Regions from separate parts of the Homo sapiens genome. Here region 2 is linked to region 1. The links are chromatin loops, found by intact Hi-C in ENCODE. Cell type or tissue: IMR-90. All regions are shown on one strand.

Region 1 (4,000 bases):
ACCCTTATGTTGCTTAGAACTGGGCCTGGAATAGAATTAAAAAAAAATTAGCTATTTCTATTATTTCTTCATATTATATTGTTTTTCTTGAACAAAAAAACTATGTCTTACATACTTTTATATCATGGTTGCTCATTAAATACTTATTAAACTTGGGCCAGGCATGGTGGTTCACGCCTGTAATCCCAGCACTTTGGGAGGCCGAGGTGGGCGGATCACGAGGTCAGGAGTTTGAGATCAGGCCGACCAACATGGTGAAACCCTGTCTCTACTGAAAATACAAAAATTAGCTAGGCATGGTGGCGCGTGCCTGTAGTCCCAGCTACTCAGGAGGCTGAGGCAGGAGAATCACTTGAACCAGGGAGTCAGAGGTTGCCATGAGCCGAGATCGCGCCACTGCACTCCAGCCTGGGCGACAGAGCGAGACTTCATCTCAAAAAAAAAAACAAAAAAAACTTAATGAACTTAAAGGAGAAATCAGAAACAAGCAGACTTAAAGAGCAAAGCTGGAATTCAGTGTATCTCAATCTTCAGGTCTAAGAGGAAAAAACCAATTCTGAGGACTAAAAGACTTCTTAATCATTATACAGGTGTCATGAAGAGGCAGCATGATACACTAGAAAGAACAAAGACTCTGCAGTCAGAGAACCTGGGTTAGGCCTGCCTCTGCCACCATCACCTGTAATTGCTCCAAGTCTGTTTTCTCATCTTTGAGCGGAGATAAGAGTCCCCTTGCTGCCTGCTTCAGAGAGTTGTTGGAAGCATCAAGTGAGATGTGTGTGACAGGACTCTGCAAAGTGCTGTGCAAATGCCACTACTGATGGGTCACACTCTGACATCCTCAAGTGCCCTAATGGTGTTGCAGGTCAAAGAGCCCTGCTATGCTTATAAACACCAGAGGCACCAGAGGCCCAATAGCTCTTCTGTACCTACTGGGCCTTATACTGGGCCCTGGACTGACCCACATTCCTCAACAGCCACTAGGATGAGACAGAAACAGTTCAGCTCTCCAGGCTCCCTCCTCACAGGTCTCCCTAAAACATTATTCTGAACTTGAACTCAAACATGCACACACACACACACACACACACACACACACACACACACACACAAATATGACTACCATGGTACAGCACACCTGACTATGAAGCAAGAAATTAGTTTTGTCTTTGGGCCAATCTGCTGCATGGCCTTGGCAAGTCACATGACTTGTCTTTTTTTTTTTTTTTTAAGAGACAGAGTCTAGCTCTGTCACCCAGGCCAGATTTTAGGGAGTCTCACTATGTTGCCCAGGCTGGTCTCAAACTCCTGCCTTAAGCAATCTTCCCAACTCAGGCTCCCAGAGCTTTAGGATTTCAGTAGGATTATAGGCATGAGCCACCGTGCCTGGCCAATTGTTTATGTCTTTATGCAGGACTAAAGTGAAGAGACTGGACTAATCAGACTAAAATTATATGCATGAAATTCTGCATACACATGAAGAATTTGCATCTTTCTAGAAAGTGGTCTAAAGCTTCCATCTGATTATCAAAGAGGCCCATCAGCCAAAAGAAGTTAAAAACCTGGGACTGGAATAATCTCCAAGGTTCATTCAAGAATTATAACATTACAATTTTGTGACTTCTTGGCAGTGGCTACAGAATGTTATCTCAATGTTATCCATTTGATACATGAAGAAATCGTGACTCAGACTCAATAACCAGCTCAGACTCACAGAACTCTGGTGTTGGGTTGGGGTTGGAACTCACAACTGTCTCATTCCAAAGCCCATTTCTTCCCACTAATCCTATGCTGTGGGACAACATGGATTTATTTTAAAATAAATTTAAATCTCAGTTTCATGCACCACTTCCCTTCCTTCCCAACCCACCTGGTACCCCAACTGTAACAATCCTTCAACACCACCAGAACCTACTACTTCTCCATTGCTGTCCTCTCTCCCTTCATTATTCAGCCAACAATTCAAGGTTAATGTACATAATTATTTATCTGTATACACTTTCTGCTCCCTTGCCCTCCTACTTCATCTTCAAATGTGCTTGCAAAACCACCTCTGGTTAAATTCACCTCTTCTGCCTCTACAACTATGCAGCTCAAAATCGCTGGAGAAAAAGACACAATCACACCAACTAATCTCACTTTCAATTCATGATCACAATCTTCAAGAGGGCCCTTCATGTCACCGGGGATCTCACTACACCTCCTGGGTCCACTCGCTGTCCCATTCTCTGAGGCAGTGACTTTACACTTTTTCCCTTTCTCTTCAACTCTCTGAAACCTCCCTTCCCCATTGCCACTCTCAGTTGCTGTTGCTTCCTATTTCACTGAAGAAAAAAAAAATGGAATTGAGAATTTCCATTAGATTCCTACTACCACATTGTCCCCATCTGCTGGCCTCTGCAGTTCCTACTGTGCCCCTATCTAAAGCAAATACCCCGTCTATGCCCTAGATCCCATCTCCTCTTGCCTACTCAACAACTCTGTTCCAGCAGTTCTCTCCCCTCTCCGACATCATCAACTTTTCTCAAATTCAGCATGTATAAAACTGAATTTCTGATCTTCAACCATAACTTTTCTCTACCTGCAGTCTTTTCCATCTCAGTGGGGGGGGCAACTCCAACCTTTCAGTCCTCAGGTCAAAAACTTGACTCCTTTTTCTTCATAGCCCATATCCAATCTGTCAGACAATCCAGTTGGCTCCACCCTCCCATTATATCCAGAGTCTGATAATTTCTCATCACCTCCTCTGCCCCCACAGAGGTCTGAGCCACCATCACCCCCTGTCTGGATGATGCTTCCTCACACAGATGTCCTAACCCTCACCTCTTGCAGGTTGTTTCCAACTCAGCAACTAGAGGGATCCTTTTAAAATACAAATCAAATCAGATCCCTCCTCTGCTGAGGACCTTTCAGTAGTTCCATTTTGACTGAGAATCAAAATCTTTATGATCTGACCACCCCATGTCTGTTACCACTTTATCCTCATCCTCTACAATTCCCGATTCTCTTTGATCCAGCTCCTAGCAGCCACACCCACACCTGAGGGCCTCTGCAATGGCTCTTCCTCTGCAAAGAGCTCTCTTCCCCCCGATGCCCACTGGCACAATCTCATTGCCTCCTGACTTCAAAGTCTTTTTCCTCACCTGTCCTCATCTCAATGAGCCCACCCTCACTAGTCTAATTCAATACTGTACCCAACCCCCTGCCCTGCCCAGCACTCTCAATCCCCCTCATTCTGCTCTACTTTTTCTTCTTCCATAACAGTTATCACCTTCCAGCATACTACTTAATTTACCTTTTTACTATGTTTACTGTATGTCTTCCCTCATACTTTCTTCCTCCCTCACTTCTCACCACCACCCCATAAAACAGAAGCCCCATAAGGGGAGGGACCACCGTTTTTTTCTCTGAAGTAACTCAAGCACCTTGAACAGTGCCTGGAACATAGATGACCTCAATAAATACTTGCTAGATTGAATGACCAAACTGAAGTCTTAGCAACTTCACTGTCTTCTGAACTTGCAACTTGTACTCCAGCTTACTAGAAATAATTAAAAAGTGACTAAAGAGAAAAATGAACAATGATGAGGCTATTATAGAGAATGGAAACCCAGAGCAGCCTTTTACCATCCTTCGCATATGCCACACAGTACACAGTGTCTTTGTGTCCCTTGAGGGGCTGAAGTAAGGTGCCATCAGAGGTGTCATAAACCTGGCAAAAGAGACAAATACAGATTATCTATGTGATATCTATTAGTCAGAATTCCTGCAGGGTTGCTACTGCTATTTTTGTTTTTATAACAATACGTGTCAATATTCTAAATCTGTAGCCAATAAAAACTGCACTGCAAAACCAAAAACAACGTGACTTAAAGTTGGGTAACCAAGAAGTAGAGGACCCAGGTCTATGTACTATGTGACCAGGAATATACTACCAATCCTTGAGAACCAAAGGTTCAATTACTCACTCCATGGAAATTCTTTATACTCATCCTTACCT
Region 2 (4,000 bases), 84 kb before region 1:
TCAGTGATAGAAACATTCCCACGAGCTTCTTCCGAAACCATGCTCCCGGCTGTGCCAGGATCAAGTTTCGCATTTGAAGGGAAGAAGCTCTAAAATGTGCTGCATGATCTAAAAATTCCTCTAGAGGATTGCCTTTTTACAGGGAAATGGTAATTCTGAGCATCAGACTGCAGGGACAACGGGCCGCTTGGTGAGCTTCTGTGATTTTTTACTGAGGCCTGTATGAAATGTAACTTCTGCTGAGAACTAGTTATGAAACACTGAATGGGGTCAGCCTACATGTGAACTGCCCTACAGTTCTGAAGATCACAGTTCTGAACTTTTGGAAGCAGTTTTAGGGTGTCTGCTTTGTGTAACTCCAGCCCCTGTAACATCAGGACATTTGTGACTTTTCTTTCCTGACTTTTAGTCAATAAATATATAAAGGGCGGGGTAGAAATAGTAATGGCTGCCACATTCGACATCCATGTAAATATTTTATATTCACTATTTTATTTATACATGGAGAAGCTGAAGTTCAGAGAGGACCTGCACTTCGATCTTCCTGAGTTCCTGGGCTGCAGCCTGGAAGCCCTTTGTTTTAGTAAAGAAATTGGCTATAGGCCAGGCGTGGTGGCTCATGCCTGTAATCTCAGCACTTTGGGAGGCTGAGGCAGGCGGATTACTTGAGCTCAGGAGTTCAAGATCAGCCTGGGCAACATGGCAAAACCCCGTCTCTACTAAAAATACAAAAAATTAGCCAGGCAAGGTGGTGCGTGCCTGTAATCCCAGCTACTCGGGAGGCTGAGGCAGGAGAATTGCTTGAACCCAGGAGGTAGAGGTTGTAGTGAGCCAAGATTATGCCACTGCACTCCAGCCTGGGCAATAGAGCAAGACTCTGTCTCAGAAAAGAAAGAAGGAAAGGAAGGAAGGAAGGAAGGAAGGAAGGGAGGGAGGGAGGGAGGGAGGGAGGGAGGGAAAGGAAGGAAGGAAAAGAAATTGGCTATAACTCCAAAATCACAAGTGACTTAAACAAGAAACCATGAAACTCTTCCCTCTTGAAACTCTTTAAGCATAAGTTGGCCAGGGCTGTTAAGGCAGCATGGGGGAACCATGGTGAGACACACCAGAGAACACTTTGCCATTCTCTGTCCTCAGATTCTATCTCATGATCTAATATGGGTGCGGAAGCTCCAGTCATCATGACTGCTTTCCAGCCAGCAGGAAGAAAAGATGAGAGGAAAAGGAGGGCACTTCCATTCTCCAAAATGCACAACCTAGAGACTGCACACATCATTTCTGAGTACCCTACAATGACTGGACCTTAATATCCTGCCACCACAGGTGCAAAAGAAGCCGAAAGATGCTGTCTTGTGTTGAGCAACCAGGTGCCCAGCTAGAACCTAGGATGATATTGTTAATAGAAGGAAAGGGAATGAATACTGGGGGCAGTTAGCACTTGCTTCCCCACTTTTGCAAGACCCCCCTCTCTGTGTTAATCTCCTTACAAGTCAATTTCCCACCACACAAGCGGCTGCCTCCTCTGAACTTAGTTCATGTCTCTGGGAAGGGAATTCACATTTATTGAATGTCTACTGTGCACAGCACCCTTTACACCATTAATCTTATTAGTCCCTATAGACAATTCTACCAAGTGGGATAATTCTCTCCTTTATAGCTGAGGGGCCTGAGTCTTGGAGTAATTCAAGGACTTGCCCAAACCAAGTGCTGTGGCTCATGCCTGTAGTCGCAGCACTTTGAGAGGCCAAGGCAGGAGGATCGTTTGAGGCTGGAAGTTCAAAACCAGCCTGGGCAACATAGGGAGACTCCATCTCCACAAAAAATAAAAAATAAGTTGGGTGTGGTGGGGTGTGCCTGTGGTCCTGGCTACTTGAGAGGCTGAGACAGAAGGATTGCTTGAAACTGAGAAGTCGAGGCTACAGTGAGCTATGAGGGCACCACTGTACTCCAGTCTGGGTGACAAAGTGAGACCCCATCTCAAAAAAAAAAAAGAAAAGAAAAAGAAGAAAGAAAGAAAGAAGCAAGGAAGGAAGGAAGGAGCAAAGAAAGAAAGAAAGAAAGAAAGAAAGAAAGAAAGAAAGAAAGAAAGAAAGAAAGAAAGAAAGAAAGAAAGAAAGAAAGAAAGAGAAAGAAAGAAAAAGAAAGAAAGAGAACTTGCCCTGAAGCTACATAGTTGGGAAGGGCACCCACTCTCTCCTTATGGGGCACCTCAGGCTTTCAGGGGTGCATCTCTCCCTTGGCGTGACAGAGCTCTGTGGCCGTGAGGCAGCCCAGGTCATAGCCTAGAGACTTGGTCTCTAGGCTCCAATTCATCTCCGAGTCCCCAGTGCATTCTGGCATGGGGTCAGCTTGCTCAGGTTTGGTTGAATGGAGCTGCCATTGTACCCAAGAGGCACTCTGTACATCTGCTGGCTGCCTGGAGATGAGGTGGGGCCAAACTTGCTGCAACTTAAGGCAGCAGCTCCTTCTCTTTATGTATGCAAGTGCCCACGAAGCAGCTGTCAAGTCATTTGTAAATTAAGGAGGTGGAGGCTTTCTTGTCTATCAGGACAAACCAGAGAATGTTCTGGTGTTAGAGTAAAATTTTCCTCTGGACATGAGGCTGGGGCAAATGTACCATTTCTCAGAAAAAGTGGGCTGGGTTGGGGTTGGGGCGGGGAGCTGGAATGGGCTGCCTGCAAGTCAGGGCAGCTAAGATGCCACTGTCCCACCCACTGCCACCCTGGCCCAACACAGCATCCAAAACAAAGGGTGAGACCTTCGGGACCACCCATAGGAATCTTCTCCCTCATGTCCCTGAGATGATGAGGGAGGGAGGCCTGGTCCAGCCACGTGCCCAGAAAACACCAACTTAGATTCCATTCCCTCTGGGTTGATGTTGGCTCTGCTCACCCTGCCTCCTGCCCTCCTACTTCAGGTAACAGCACCTGGGCTTTCCTTTGTGAAACCTACCTCTCCCCATTCAGCCTGCTTGGGCTGCAGGGTGAGCATGTGACCTAGGTCTGACCAATCAGAGGATGAATCCCCATTCCAGCCATGGTGATGCAGTTAGACCTGCGTATGCCTAGTATTCCATTATTGGAACGCTAAGCATGTGGGAGTTATTTATATCCTACTGCTCAAGGTCATCGCCAAGGTCTGATTGCAAAAATCCAAAAAATTGCAACCTCAGGCATAAATGAGTTACGTATGATCAGGTGACCTAGACTTGGCCAATCACAGAATTAATCCCCATCTCAGTCATGGTGATACCCTGTGCCTGAAGCCCCGGGCTTTTTGTTCATGTGAGCCAACAATGTGTCCCTTTTGCTTCAGCCCAAATGAGTTGGATTTCCTATCACTTGTGACCAAAAGTATCCTGACTGATATTATCTAGTGAGTCACAGTAAAGAGGGACAATGATAGAGATCCCAGCATGATTTGCCCCAGCCTCACCAAGGCACCGAGGATCGGCTATCTCATGCTCCTGCCCTCCTTTCTCACCTCGGAGGAGGGGGTGACTCTCGGGAGCTTTAGCTCCATCCTTTTCCCCTTTGGGACAGGGTCTCTAGTAAGGCCAGCTCTGAGCTGAAGCCCAGTATTGCCATAGTCTCATCTGCTGCATGCCAGGCAGTAGGCTGGCCACTTAAAGTCCACAGTCGCATCTAATCCCCTTAGGATCAAGTGGTTTTTTTGTTGTTGTTTTTTGTTTGTTTGTTTGTTTGTTTGTTTGTTTTGTTTTGTTTGGAGACAGACTGTCCCTCTGTTGCTCAGGCTGGAGTGCAGTGGCGCAATCTCGGCTCACTGCAACCTCCACCTCCCAGGTTCAAGCGATTCTCCTGCCTCAGCCCACTGAATAGCTGGGATTACAGGCACGCGCCACCATGCCCAGCTGATTTTTGTATTTTTAGTAGAGACAGGGTTTCACCGTGTTGGTCAGGCTGGTCTCAAACTCCTGACCTCGTGATCTGCCCACCTTGGCCTCCCAAAGTGCTGGGATTAGAGGTGTGAGCCACTGTGC

What was found. A loop is a pair of places that touch in the nucleus more often than their neighbours do. Peaks named below come from ENCODE experiments on the same cell type or tissue, not always from the same donor. Only the 100,000 strongest peaks of a DNase experiment are listed, where the experiment ranks them.
Region 2: a loop joins it to region 1, with 4 times the contacts of the local background. A loop is called at or near these places in 1 of 110 quality-filtered maps.

Annotation. Positions count from the first base shown.
Region 1 is chr3:129,451,626-129,455,625 of GRCh38, reverse strand. It overlaps IFT122 (intraflagellar transport 122), which reads right to left. Exons shown (of 30, transcript NM_052989.3): 3 at 3,628-3,712. Among named protein-coding and RNA genes, the nearest start is that of IFT122, 13 kb to the right of the region's middle. In IMR-90, no CTCF peak of the experiment used is centred here; a DNase peak (open chromatin) is centred at 1,695.
Region 2 is chr3:129,535,454-129,539,453 of GRCh38, reverse strand. No RefSeq gene overlaps it. Among named protein-coding and RNA genes, the nearest start is that of H1-8, 5.7 kb to the left of the region's middle. RefSeq lists an enhancer at 3,629-4,000. In IMR-90, no CTCF peak of the experiment used is centred here; no DNase peak of the experiment used is centred here; H3K27me3 peaks cover 543 bases.